Linked DNA regions of Homo sapiens: region 2 is linked to region 1. Evidence: chromatin contacts called from ENCODE Hi-C or POLR2A ChIA-PET data. All regions are on one chromosome and are shown on one strand. Each heading gives the region's core, a stretch centred on a gene start or an enhancer-like site at or near the end of the contact. The rest is flanking DNA. Distances are from core to core; before and after follow the strand shown.

Evidence for each region. A loop is a pair of places that touch in the nucleus more often than their neighbours do. ChIA-PET counts read pairs that join two places held with the same protein, here RNA polymerase II (POLR2A). Pooled maps may share reads with other maps.
Region 2: a pooled map shows a loop between it and region 1 (4-fold over the local background). The contact joins the enhancer-like site here to the promoter of ME2 in region 1. A Hi-C loop is called at or near these places in 1 of 168 maps with a recorded cell type or tissue (CD4-positive, alpha-beta T cell) and 8 of 50 pooled maps. POLR2A ChIA-PET finds 5 or more read pairs at or near these places in 1 of 52 experiments (activated B cell).

Annotation. Positions count from the first base shown.
Region 1 is chr18:50,874,842-50,881,780 of GRCh38, forward strand. It overlaps ME2 (malic enzyme 2), which reads left to right and starts at 4,277. Exons shown (of 16, transcript NM_002396.5): 1 at 4,277-4,467. RefSeq lists an enhancer at 4,066-4,567 and a silencer at 4,106-4,665.
Region 2 is chr18:50,311,765-50,319,397 of GRCh38, forward strand. It overlaps the pseudogene RNA5SP458. Among named protein-coding and RNA genes, the nearest start is that of CXXC1, 28 kb to the left of the region's middle. Within about 2 kb of position 3,812, at least 3 of the 41 ENCODE cell types and tissues checked have a DNase peak (open chromatin) inside an H3K27ac peak, as active enhancers do.

The sequences.
Region 1 (6,939 bases), core at 3,027-5,526:
GGCTCAAGTGATCCTCCCACCTCAGCCTCCCAAGTAGCTAAGACTACAGGCATGCCCCATCAGGCCTGGCTAATTTTTTTTTTTTTTTTTTGTAAAGATGAGGTTTCACCATATTGCCCAGGCTGGTCTCAAACTCCTGTGCTCAAGCAATCCACCCACCTTGGCCTCCTAGAGTGCTGGGATTACAGGAGTGAGCCACCTCACTCAGCCCAAAATAGTATCATTTAAAGATGAAATAGCTCAATTCAAGCAAGAATGCTGGACAGATAGGGGATAAAAGGTAAATGCAAGAAAGCACAGTATTTTTCAAAGCTTAAGATGATCATGCAGAAAATTCACAACCAGTTGCAGAGTAATGACTACTTTATTTAACCCAGGAGTTATATCCGCCAGTGTAATTCTTGCCTGTAGAAACCAGCAGAGGGAAATTTCAGAAGGTTTAGACACTATGTTTCTACTAATGATTACTCATGTTTTCCAATTACATGTGTCTTTTTCCTGCCTTTTCACTGCTCAGATCCCAATATATGTAATATGTCACTCAGCAGCTGTTACATGAAAGGAACATGTTAGGTTGCTGTATTAACTTTTCCAGCATGCATGTGTGTGCACTGGAGAAGAACCCAGGCTCTTCTACTCCTCTGACATCCTTAGAGTGCAGGCCTTCATTCTCTTGTTTGTCATCTTATGGCCCAATGATGGGTGCCATGCCACTACACATCTGTGGCAAAAAGTGAGATGAAGCAAAACAGCCAAAGACACATGCCAGTTGAATCTGTTCTTTTTTTTAAAAAAGGCTTTCCAGAAGCCCCGGCCGTCAGCTTCCTTGTATGTGTTTCTAACAGGGTCACCTTAGACCCACATGATCCAACTGAAATAGAGTGCAAGCCACAAATAGGAATTACGTATATAATTTTAAATTTTCTGTAGCCACATTTAAAAAGTAAAAGAGGTTTAAAAAATAACTTTAATAATATGTTGCATGAACCGAAAATATACAGAATATTATTTCAACATGTGATCAATATTTTAAAAATTAAGATATTTCCATTCTTTACATGTTTTTGCACTGTCTGCAAATCCAATGTATATCTCAACTTAAAATAGCCACATTGCAAGTACTCAATAGCCATATGTCACTATATTGTAAAGGAAAAGAAGCCTGTGACATTGTGATAGAATAGGAATGTATATTTGGTCTCTGCCCTGGTTCCTGAGAAAAAGCTTCTAAATCCCTTGGAATTTCCTGAGTGACAGGGGCATCTTTTGTTCTAATGAGGCAACTCTTGGTGGGCTCCTAGATAGCCTCAGGATGGGGGCTGGTTGCCAGGGGAACCAACCATGTGATTAGAGGATTGGAACTTTTAGCTCCATCCTCTGCCCCCTGACCTCCTGGGAAGGAAGAGGAGATAAGGGTTGAGTTGATCTCCAATGGTCAATGATGTAATCAATCACACCTATGTAAGGAAGCCTCCATAAAACTCCAGAAGGACAGGGTTCAAAGAGCTTCCTGATTGCTGAACACGTGAAGGCATATGGAGGGTGGTAAGCCAAGAGAGGGCATGGAAGCTCCACACCCCTTGCCACATACTGTGCCCCATGCATCTCTTCCATCTGGCTGTTCATCTGTGTCCTTTATGACATCCTTTGTAACGTACGTAAAGTGTTTCCTTGAGTTTTGTGAGCCATCCTAGCAAATTAATATAACCCAGTGACAGGGTAATGGCAACCTGGGACTTGTGACTGGCATCTGAAGTGGGGGACACTCTTGTGAGACTGAGCCCTCAACCTGTGCGATGCGACACTATCTCCTGGTAGATAGCATCAGAATTGAGTTAAATGATAGGACACCCACCAGGTCACAGCTGAAGAACTGGTTGTTGGTGAAGAGCAACCCACACACATTTTGGTGACTAAAGGTGAAGTATTGTGTTCTGTGGTGACTGTGTGTGCACAGTAGCAGAAAAAGTTAGTTCTGTTTTCTTTTTCTTTTCTTTTTTTTTTTGAGATGGAGTCTCCCTCTGTCGCCCAGGCTGGAGTGCAGTGGCGTGATCTCAGCTCACTGCAAGCTCCGCCTCCTGGGTTCACACCATTCTCCTTCCTCAGCCTCCCGAGAAGCTGGGACTACAGGCGGCCGCCACCAAGCCCGGCTAATTTTTTGTATTTTTAGTAGAGACGGGGTTTCACTGAGTTAGCCAGGATGGAATTCTGTTTTCATTAGGAAGCCTTTGACCAATCACTGTAAGTGGCTAAGGGGAAAGAAATTGTTGTCAGAGCAGACCAGAAAACAGCAGTTTCTACCTCCTTGACAGTAGCGGGTATTTAATAAGGAATAAATTGACTTCAATGTAAGCAAAATAAGTTCCCTCCATGATAGCTCTCTACAACTTTCAATCTGGGATTATTCGAATGTAGGACAAACTGTCCTTAAATTCTTTAAATTGACAAACAATTGTATATAATTATGGTCGGGCGCGGGTGACTCATGTCTGTAATCCCAGCACTTTGGGAGGCCGAAGCAAGCAGATCACTTGAGGCCAGAAATTCGAGACTAGCCTGGGAAACATGGTGAGAAACCCCGGCTCTACTAAAAACACAAAAATCAGCTAGGCATGGTGGCGGGTGCCTGTAATCCCAGCTACTTGGGAGGCTAAGTCAAAAGAATCGCTTGAACCTGCAAGGCGGAGGTTTCGGTGAGTCAAGATCACGCCACCGCACTCCAGCCTGGGCGACAGAGCAAGACTCCATCTCGAAAGAAAAAAAATGTATATACTTTAATGCAATGGGATACAATGTAATGTTTCAATACATTGTGGAATGATCAAATTAGGCTAATATATCCATCACCTTACATGCTTATTTCTTTTTGGTGAGAATATTTTAAATCTACTCTTTCAGCCATTGCGAAATATACATTATGAACTATAGTCACCATGCTGTGCGATATTTCTAAAACTTACTCCTGAAACTTTTTACCCTTTGACCAACATCTCCCCATTCCCCATCTACCCCCCAACACCCCCACAACTGTCTTTCAAAGACAAAAGAATTTCACCTCTACTAATGAAGCATTTATGTAGAAAGACACTGGTAATGTTTAGTTTCCTTCATCCAACCTGCTGCATCTTGTAAGTTCCTGGCAAGCAGAGTTACTTTAGGTCATTCATATTTATAACCTCTCCTTGCCTGCGGTGGTTATTATAGCAACCACACCTATGGATTATCACCTAACTGGAGTTTCCTCCTCACAGGCCCCACCCTTCAATGTTCAGAGAGGGGCGATTGCCCCAGATTTTATTTAATTGTCAGAGTTTAGGAGGGAGCAATTCACTCTTCCCTACTTCCACTCCATCTTCTCAATCCTACATTTCCATCACTTTTAATTTTATTCTGCCTTGCCTCTTTTTTTATATTTTACATCTTATTTTTGAAATTGTCATTACCATGCCTTGTTTTAAGAGTACACAAGCTCATTATAGTAAAGAGTTTTGGGTGATAACATTTTCTGAAATAAGGGTGAAGAAATATCCTCCCATGTCACAACCGTTGGGAGGGCGGGGGTAGGGATGTTGGAAGGCACGGTCCCTGCGGCTTTCAAGGACAAGACAATTAAGTGTTCCGGTGCTTTTCTGAGGCAGAACATTGAGCATCTATTTATGGTGACTGTGACAGTGGAGGTGATTGGTAAATTCACCGCAGGCCAATAACCTTGCCAGCAGCCATGAGGAGTGGCAAAGAATTCTGCAGAAGAGCAAGTCCTAAGCACACAAAACAGCTCGGAAAGTGAAAGCGTCGCTGAAGTGCGGAAGCCTCGCATTTCCTGGGTCCTCTTCTTCCTTCCTTTGCCGTCTCCTGCCCTCCCGTTCTCCCCCTTCCTCTGTGGCTCAGGCAGGACAGACCCCAACTCCCAGCTTCCCTGGCCTCCGCGGGTTCGGAGACTGGGACCCCCGGGCCAGGAGTGCTGGGGGGCGCGGTCGGCCAGCCCCGGCTTCCTTCATGGAGCGGCGGAGCTCCACCTCCTCCTCCGCACTGCACTTCTCACATCCTCAGCATCGCGTCCACGAGGCCGCCCGCCCCGCCTCAGAACCGTAACCTCCAGGAGCTGGGTTGAGGAAGGCGCGGAGGACAGGAACCCCAGCGCCGGCAGCTAAGCCTCCAGACGGAGCCCGCCCCTCCGGCCGGTTCCTGCCTCCAATTGGCCCGCGAGCCCGTCCGTCTCCACCGTGGGCCACGCCTTCCGGGCCCCGCGGCTGGCCGGCTCCTCGCGCCCTCCCCTCTCTCGGCCGCTCTTCGGGCCGCCTCTGCGTGTGGGGCCGCCCGCGCCAGTGTGAGCCTGAGCTGACGGCGGCTCCGGGAGGCTCGCAGAAGGGGAGGGCCGGGCGGCGCGGGAGCTGAGCATCGCCAGGGCGGGCGGCAGGGCGCGGCCTCTCCGCCGGGTGTACCACCTGTCGCGGCGCGAGACCTCTGGTAAGGCCCGGCGCGGTGGGGCCCGGGCGGGGGTCCGGGAGAGGAGCGGGCGCCGGCCTCCCCTGGCCCGGCCCCGAGAGCCCAGCGCTGCCGCGCCTCCGGCCTCCGCGCGTGCGGCCCCCGCCGTTCCCGGCCTGGCGGTGGGGGCTGGGGGAAGGGAAGCGGTCTGCGGAGTCCGGGCTGAGGGCGAGGGACCGGCTACATCGCGGCGACCCAGGTTCCAGCGGCCGCGGCTCTACCCGGCGCGCGATTTCCAGGTTCCTCCGCCGGCTGGTGCCTGGGCGCCCCGCTCTCGCCCGGGAGCGAGGCCCTGGGCCTCCAAACGCCAGCATCTCTTTCTCGCTCTTTCTGCACCCCTCCACAAAAGGACTTCTGTGGCTGGAAACCCTTTGGCAAGCCTATCTCCTTTATTCAGTCGGGCCGAGTTAACGGCAGGAGTTAGGCTGTGTGTGTGGCTCCTCCCTTTAAAAAAAGACTTGCTGCGGGCTGGAGAGTTCTGAGATTGGACCGATTCCGTCTATTATTAAATGCCATCTGTGGACCGGGATTGGCAGGTGTTTCTTTCACGCTGGCGATAACTATCTCTGCATGTGGTGTTACCTAGGTGGTCCTAGGTTTCGACTTTCTTTTTTGGTTCCAGAGATAATTCTAGAAAATTTACGTTGCTTGTGGTGAGAAGCGTGATCAAATTAACACGTGCTTTCTTACAAAACGTTTTATCATCTTCTGTCTGTGGATTTACCTTCCTGATGCTTGTGGCTATCACCTCTAAGCAAAGAGGTTAATAGCATTGCTATTTCTGTTAGTGTTGCAGTTGATAACGATAACAATAGTAGCATGTATTAATTGCTAGTGACAGGCAGAGCGCTAGTTTCTACACGGATTATCTCAAAATAACCCTTTGAGGTTGATACTGTTACTGCCTCCACTTTACAAACCAGGAAACTAAGGTTTAGGTAGGTTAAGTAACTTGCCTAAGACCACAGTTTTAACGTGACAAAGCCTAGATTCAAACTCAAGTGGTCTAACTTCATAGCTGCATCCTCCACCCCCACTCCCTTAAACGTGTATACTCCTTAAGCATTGCTCATGTTGTTAAGCTAATTGCGATGTTGTACCCATAATTTTGATTTTCAATTTACAAATACTCTGTAAATTAGATGAGAGAAACAGTTGTTTTTAAAAACATACATATAGGCCGTTCGCGGTGGCTCACGCATGTAATTCCAGCACTTCTGGGAGGCCGACGTGGGTGGATCACCTGAGGGCAGCTAATTTTTGTAATTTTAATAGAGACGGGGGCTTCGCCGTATTGGCCAGGCTGGTCTCGAACTCCTGACCTCAAGTGATCTACCCACCTTGACCTTCCAAAGTGCTGGGATTACAGGCGTTAGCGACCGCGCCTAGCTCCTAATATGACTTTTATCATGCATTAATAGGAAATGTTGGGCTATGCTTCTGTAGAAATATTCTCTTGAGAATAATATATTTATGCTTAGTAGCTATTTCTGAGAACTGCTTATGGGTGACACCCTTAGAGGGTGTTTATATGTTTTTGTCTTTTAATATATTTATGAAAACAAAATATTCATAAAGGAAAAAACCCATTTACCATTTGGGAACTTCTTTTGTAAAATTAAAAACTTACAGCTATGTATGTATAATCTGTATATTAAGTTAAAAACTCTAATTGATTTTGGTGAATTTCAGACAAACTAGACATATTTTATTCTCTTTAAGACGGAGTTTTGCTCTTGTTGCCCAGGCTGGAGTGCAGTGTTGCGATCTCCACTCACTGCAACTTCTGCCTTCCGCGTTCAAGCGCTTCTTCTGCCTCAGCCTTCTGAGTAGCTGGGACTACAGGCATGCACCACCATGCCCGGCTAATTTGTGTGTGTGTGTATTTTGAGTAGAGACAGGGTTTCACCATGTTTTTCAGGCTGGTCTCGAACTGCTGACCTCAAGTGCTCCACCTCCTTCGGCCTCCCAAAGTGCTGGGATTACAGGAGTGAGCCACCATGCCCGGTGAACTAGCCGTATTTTAAAACACAAATAACATTAAAACCTATATTTACTAAGGATTAATATTACAGGACAAAATTCACACTAAATAAAAATTACATTGACTTTATAAAAAGATAACTTTTATTAGAAATTAACTATTTTATTTGAAAGTTACGATTTTGATTTTATGGTGGCATATTGTACCTCCTTTGATCAATATGTACAAATTTCAAAAGTGATAAAAAATATATTCTGTATATACTTGTTTAGGATGACATTTGATGTTGCCTGTATTTGTATACCATCCAGATTCTCATTCTTGACTTTGAGATTTGATTTGAAATATTTTGAATAAATGTTAATCATGATTATCCTTATAGCCTCTTATATTAATTTGATCATTAAAAGATGTTGATGCAGAAACAAGCAGGCATTTAGAAGGCACCTTGTGACCACCTTAGTCTACAA
Region 2 (7,633 bases), core at 2,562-5,061, 560 kb before region 1:
TTGCCAGAAGGGCACACATGACTTAGCACATAGTCATAATCATGGCTAAGATTTGCTGCAATGAAAAGATACAAGGCAAAATGAGCAAAGGTAAAAGGCACATGAGGCAAAGTCCAAAGGACCACAGGCACAAGTTTCCAAGAGTTCTCTCCCAGTGGAGTTGCACAAGACATACTTCCTCTAGCAATGAGTGTGACAATGTGTGATATGTTATCGGGGTGTCATTAGAGACTGTCCCTAAGGCTTTTACTGGGAGCTGGACATATAGGCATTCCCTGCCTACCATGTACCATGATTCCAGATACCCAGATGGAAAGCAGTTGTTCAGCATAAACCATACTGTCCACACAGTCTAGGCACAGTGAGCCACCCTTATCATTTAGGGAAAGTGTTTTATTTTATTTTACTTTTTTAGAGGCAGGGTCCTGCTCTGTCACCCAGGCTGGAGTGTAGGGGTTTGATCAGAACTCACTGCAGCGTTAAACTCCCAGGCTCAAGCAATCCTCCTGTCTCAGCCTCATAGTAGCTAGGACTACAGATGTGTGCCACCACACCTGACCAATTTATAAAATATTTTTGTAGAGACGGAGTGTTGCTATATTGCCTAGAACTTCTGAACTTCTGACGTCAAGCAATCCTCCTGCCTCAGCCTCCCAAGGTTATAGGATTACAGGCATGAACCACTGTGCCCGACCAAGGGAAAGTTTTATATCAGTGTAGGTACCTGTTTACCAGTTAAGTTCCCAGATGTCAGCCAAGGGCCAACTTTGCAAGCAGGCCTTTCTAAGAATAGCAGTCTCAGGTCTGCTTTGCTAGTTCTTTTCTACACATTGTATTATATACTGATGCATATTTTTACCAACATATAAGGGTATGACTGATGTGTATCCACTCTTAAGGCTGTTATTTCTGTAAATTGGCATTTCCAAATTCTTTTTAATATTCTCACGTTAGTATTCTCTCAGTTGCTTTATTTTATTCTTACATTTTAGTTTTTCCTCTCTCATTCTGTCTTCTTGAAACCATCCTCATAATAACATGCCAGGTTTTGGGCTGAAGGGCAGTCAAGCATTAATCAGGCTACACTTTGGCCCACTTCGCTGTAATTGCTAACTAACCGAAAGTCACGTAGGCCAGAACACAGACCATGAACTTCCTCATTGTTCCTATAGATAGCATCTTTAGCATTAGAAGTCTGAAACTTTCCATTCAAGATGATTTTCAGATTCTGAATTCTTTTTTAAAAATTGTATTATTATTATTTTTAGAGACAAGATGTTGCTCTGTCACTCAGGCTGGAGTACAGTGGCATGATCACAGTTCACTGCAGCCTCTAAACTTCTGGGCTCAAGTGATCTTTCCACCTCAGCCTCCCAAGTAGCTGGGACTATAGGTGCTTACCACCGCACCCAACTAACTTTATTTTATTTTTGTAGGAACAGAATCTTGTTCTGTTGCCCAGGCTGCTCTTGAACTCTTGGCTTCAAGAGATCCTCTTGCCTTGGCCTCCAAAAGTGCTGGGATGAATCTCTGTCATGGTGGCATGAGCCACCATGCCTGGCCCAGATCCTGAATTCTAGCAGGACAGCTCATGCCCACCAGTCTGAAGACACCAAAAGGAGAACTGACTCAATGCAAGAATGCAATTTCTTTAGTTCCATGACGTCACCCTTCATTCTTCAACCAATCAGTGATCCTTATACCTTGGCCCACTAACCATCCAAACCCCTTAAAATCCCTAGATCCTAAACTCCTTGAGGAGGTGGATTTGAGGTTTCCTCCAGTCTCCTTGTTTGGCTGCCTTGTGATTAAACCTCTTTCTCTGCTGCAATTCTTTGTGTCTTGGTGTATTTACTTACCACACATTGGACATTTTACCAAGAACTAAAAATAGAACTACCATTTGACCCAGCAGTCCCACTACTGGGCATCTACTCAAAGGAAAAGAAATCATTCTATCAAAAAGACACCTGTACTCCTATGTTTATTGCAGTACTATTCAAAATAGCAAAGTCTATTTATGTTATAATCAGATTTGTATTACAACTGTTTTATATTACAATAGCTTTATATTATAAATATAATTATGTAACCTATATATAGTACTCAGTTACAATTGTTTGTGTGTGTGTAACTATGTCTGTGTTGTAAAAATTATTCTACCAAAATGGGAATGGTAGGTAGAAAGTATATGCAGATAATTTTGTCTAACAATTTTGTCTTTCATTTTTGTCCAACAAATGCACTGTTTACCTTTTGCCACCGTACTCTCTGCCTCAGAGGGCTGACCTTTGTGGACTGTTTCATGAGTAGCCTTTGACTTTTGGCTTACAGCTGGTTTAATCACTGGGGAGGATCACCAGGAGACCTAGAGACTGGGAGGTGAATGAGGGAGGGTGGTTGCTGTCCTGGGAAGTGAATGAGGGAGGGTGCTTACTGTCCCAGATCTTTCCCTGTCGATTCTCTATGGGTTACCAAGTACCCTAGCAAATTTCACAGCTCCTCTCAGATGGCCCTCTCCCATACAGCTGTTCTCAATAGGTTTCCATAAACATTGCCTTCCAGGCTAGATGTAGTAATAGTTCCCTGGTGTTGCAAACTGTAGGGAACCTACTATTGCTTATTGCTTTCCCTAAATACTATCTGCACATTTTGCTGGAATTCTGACTGAGATATGTACTCCTTTTTCTTCAAATAGATTAACTCATGCTTTCAAGTCTTATAAATCTCTTATTACTAAATATTGGAGAAATTTCCTACCATAAAGCTCCTACATTGATTCACCTATATTGTTTAAATAAGAGGCCAATGCTCTAATTTCCAATTACCTCTGAGCCTCTCTGGCATCCAGCTCACATTATAGGTAGTCAGAATTTAAGATATCTTTCATTCATTGTTTGGGTTGGACATTTCATCTTCCCATAAGTAGAAACATTTCAACAAAAATGTGAAGTGTTGTGATATTTGCATCCTAACTTCAAATGGTTGAGAACAAAATTTTCAAAGAAAATGAGAATACAAAAATAAAAAAGTGATTAATCCATACATAGATAGAGATAAACAAATGAGGAAAATATTAGTTGGTAAATCTTGGTGTTCTATGTAGTAGCAGTATTCCATTTTTCTGCAAGTTTGAAGTCTTTCAAGTAAAATATTGAGCAGAAATATTGCTGTGAAGAAATTTTTGACTAGCCTGATTTTTCTATTGTGCATGATATTTTTTCTTTCTTGCTTTAAAGCTTGCACAAATATCTTTTTATTCTTGAAGTTCATTATGTCAATTAAATTGTGTTTCTGTGTTAAGAATCTTACGTTAAAATTTCTCAGAGCATGGCATTTTTTTTCCAGATGGTGGACAAGTGTGGTGCAGCTGTGTATTTACCTAATCTTTTTTCAAAGTCAGAATTATTAAAGATCTAGAATGAACAGAAAAGATTCAAATTAAGAGTGACTATTTGAGAGTCATTAAAAGTCTGTGAAACGAGGGGATGTCTGGGAGTGCAGCTGGGCGGCAGCATCATGACGTCACAGATGAAACACAAGCACTGGAGCCAGGGAAACTGACTCCTCCATTCAAATTCTGACTTTACCATTTGTCAGATGTGGAACCTTGGTCTGATAATGCAACATTTCTGAACCTCAGTTTCCCCATCTGTAATATGGGGTGAATCTCTGTCTTATAAGATTGATGACAGAATTAGAGACAAGGAATGTAGACACTTAGTCTGCAATAAGTAGACTTATTCAGTGGAGCTCAGTAAGTAATTGGTCATTATTTTTCGTACATTAAGGGCTAGGTTACTGAAACCTTACAAATGCTTTCAGAAATTGGCAGGAGGAAACCACACATGTGTACTCAAGCAAGGACACCACACGGAGATACTGTGTTAAGCAGTTAGGCAAGAATAGAGTCAACTAATCATAGCAAGCCTTCTCTCCTCCCCCTATATTACCTGAATGGAAGGAACACTAGAGAAACACAAATTTTTGCTGCAGCATTGCCTTTTCACACTTAGGTATATGTCATTATTCTAGAAGAACATGTACCAACAACATTTGCTTGTTCATTTAAGGCAGTTTTTGCTGCACCTTGTGAAATATCTGTTCCCACAGGTGGCTTTATTTCTTCACAAGTTTATTCGTTTCACTGTTGTAGTCTCAATATTAAAATTGTGTGGTACATTGAAATTGTCAAAAGACAGAAGTTAAGTTCCCTGCCTCATTGGTATGAGCCCATTTAATAAGTTTCCTGCAGAGTTTCTGAGATAATTGCCTTCTTTCTCTTTAGCTGGGTCTGATTATATAACAAGAATAGATCCTATAATGAGAGACTTTATGCAAACATTAGACATCATAATTCCTTTCAAGCAATTAATTACCCTCAAGATTAAGTAAATTGATGCAACACTTGATAAATGTTTCAATTAATTAATTAATTTGAAAATACTTTTATATACAAACCTGAGTACAGCCTTGTTTTTAGTGATGTGAAAGATATTTTCATGAAGGCAGAGGAAAAGAGTACTCAGAAAAAGAGTACTAGCAGGCCGGGTGTGGTGGCTCATGCCTGTAATCCCAGCACTTTGGGAGGACGAGGTGGGCAGATCACCTGAGGTCAGGAGTTCAAGACCAGCCTGGCCAACATGGTGAAACCCCATCTCTACTAAAAATAGAAAAAACTACTGAGTGTGATGGCGGGTGCCTGTAATCCCAGCTACTCAGGAGGCTGAGGCAGGAGAATCACTTGAACCTGGGAGGTGGATACTGTAGTGAGCCAAGATCGCACCACTCCACTCCAGCCGGGGCAACAGAATGAGACTCTGTCTCAAAAAAAAAAAAAAAAAAAAAGCTGTATGTATCAAAACAGTGTGGTAATGGCATCAGGCTGGACATATAGATTAATGGAATAAATTGAGAGTCCAGAAATAAACCCATACATCTACGGTCAATTGATTTTTGACAACAGTGCTAAAATCACTGGAAATCTGAAGTTTCATCTGGGAAGACAAATTGCTGGGCATGACTCCTATGGCTTAGGCCTGAATCACCTAGTTGCTTCTCCACTTATGTCTGGTCCCTGTGCTATAATGACCAGTAAAGTGTGTGCTTTAATGACACAGTAAAGTGTGTGCTGTCAATGACAAGAGTTACATATGGCCTCTCAATGTAGATTGGACTTCATCACAGCATAGTGACTTTGGAGTAGTCATAGTTTTATATGGCGGCTTAGGGCTACTGTGTGTATGTGTGAGCAAGTCAAAAGCTGTATAGCCTCTTATGAGCTAGCATTGGAAGTCACATAGCATCACTTCTACTATACTCAGTGGTCAAAGCAGTCAGAAACTCACGAACATTCAAGGTGAAGAGAAACAGACCAACCTCTTGATGGGAAGGGATTCAAAGAGTTTGAGGCCATTTTTTAAAACTACCAGAATGAAATTTTCAGCCATCACTTTGCAAGCAGAAAGAAATAGAAATTATCCACTTAAAACGTTAAGAATTCTGAGATTTCTGAAGGCAAGGAAAAGGAAAAATATCTATTGTACAAAAAGGACATATTACAGAATGAAATTGCCATGCTAAGAGTGGAACTGAACAAAATAAAAGAATCAAGATCATAAGATCTCAGAAGGGCCAGGTGAAAAAATTATGAAAATTATAAATCAAGATCAGAGAAAATATATTGAGGATATTAACATTTTAACATAAAAGAATTTTGATATTCAAAAGATAATAAAACTGGGCAAAGAAATATTAGCCAAAACAATATTCAGTATAATGGACTACTTTATGCAGTAATACCTGAGAAAGCAGCATTGAACTCAAATTAATAAATGAAAAACAAAGCAAAGAGAAATTGAATATTACGGTTGGATATGTTTTTTTGTTTGTTTGTTTTTTGTTCTTTTGTTGTTGTTTTTGAGACAGAGTCTCGCTCTGTTGTCCAGGCTGGAGTGCAGTGGTGTGATCTCGGCTCACTGCAACCTCTGCCCCTCGGGTTCAAGCGATTCTCCTGCCTCAGTCTCCCGAGTAGTTGGGATTACAGGCACCCGCCACCAAGCCGGTTGGGATATGTTATAATTTATTTGGCCCTGCCAAGTCTCATGTTGAAATTTTATCCCCAGTGTTGGAGATGGGGCCTGGTGAAAGGTACTTGGATGCTGGGGACAGATCCCTTAATGTCTTGGTGCCTTTCTTGCAGGAGTGAGTGAGTTCTCACTTTTAGTTCACATGAGAACTGGTTGTAGAGAAGAGCCTGGTACCTCCTCCTCTCTCTCTCAATTCCTTTCCCACCATGTGATCTGCACACACCAGCTCCCCTTCCTCTTCCACCATGAGTGGAAGCAGCCTGAATTCCTTGCCAGAAGCAGATGCTGGTGCCATGCTTCTTGTACAGGCTGCAGAACTGTGAGCCAAATAAACCTCCTTCCTATGTAAATTACTGAACCTCAGGTATTCCTTGATAGCAACATAAACAGAGTAAGACATTGAATCATCAGGTTCCAATATTTTCATTCGTCTGAACTAAAATATAACCATGATGTGCCTTCTCAATAATGTTGAAAACTAAATGTTAAAGTAGTAACCTACACAATGAGCTTTATCGCACTAAAGTTACCCTCTGAACCAAAAGATATTGGTTAGACCTCCTATCACAGAATGTAAAAAGAAGGAAAGTGAATACATGTGACAACATGAACGCACAAAATGAATATATTATACGATAAAAAACCTTAAAGAAATGATCACTGAAACTACAAAGTAAAAATATATTGTTTTCAAACAATGGGGTAATATGCACAAAAAGATTATGAAATAGAAAAACACAATGACTAATATAAAAGATAAATTGTGTAAGTATGCACAACAAATCAAGCTGAGAGTGAAAAACAAACACATGCTGGAAGAAAGAAATAACTAGTTATTCAAAGAATATCATCACTTGAAAGAAAAAAATAGGTATGAAGTTGGCAAAGCAGAGAGAGGGATTATAGTGTGACAACTTTGATAAGATCTTGCTGATACTATAAAAAAAATCTGCATTGGAGGCCTTCCTGAAGGTCACATACCTTTATCACATTTATTCAGAAAAAAAAGGCTAAAGATATAAAGGAGATAATAGGTCAAATCATATGCCAGTTGGAAGTAGTGCAAGATGGACAAACACCGGTGATGTGGTATGCTGAGAAGGCACAGTAGCAGCAGATGCAGAAGTCTGAAATAGAAAACGCCAGGTTTTCTATGGCATACCAACCTGAGTGTGCCCAGTCTCATCCAATCTCAGAACGTAAGCAGGATTGGGCCTGGTTAGAACTTGGATGGGAAAATGCCAGTTAAAATCTGTACTAAAAAATTTAAGCAGGCAAAATCAAAGTCAAATTGCATCAAAGAATCTGTTAGGGCAAGTTTTTCTGATAAAGCAAAAGAGAAATTAAATACATTTATTATATTAAATAATCGGGACTATTACGTGGACCAAGAGGAGAAAAACAATACATTTTTCATTTTTCATTCAAAAAAGAGATTACTGGATTGATGACATTATAGCAAAATTTAAAAATAGCATATTTTAATGATTAGAGGGTTGGGACTTTGTGCCTCACTTCACAACCTCTGAGGACAGGAGAGAGGA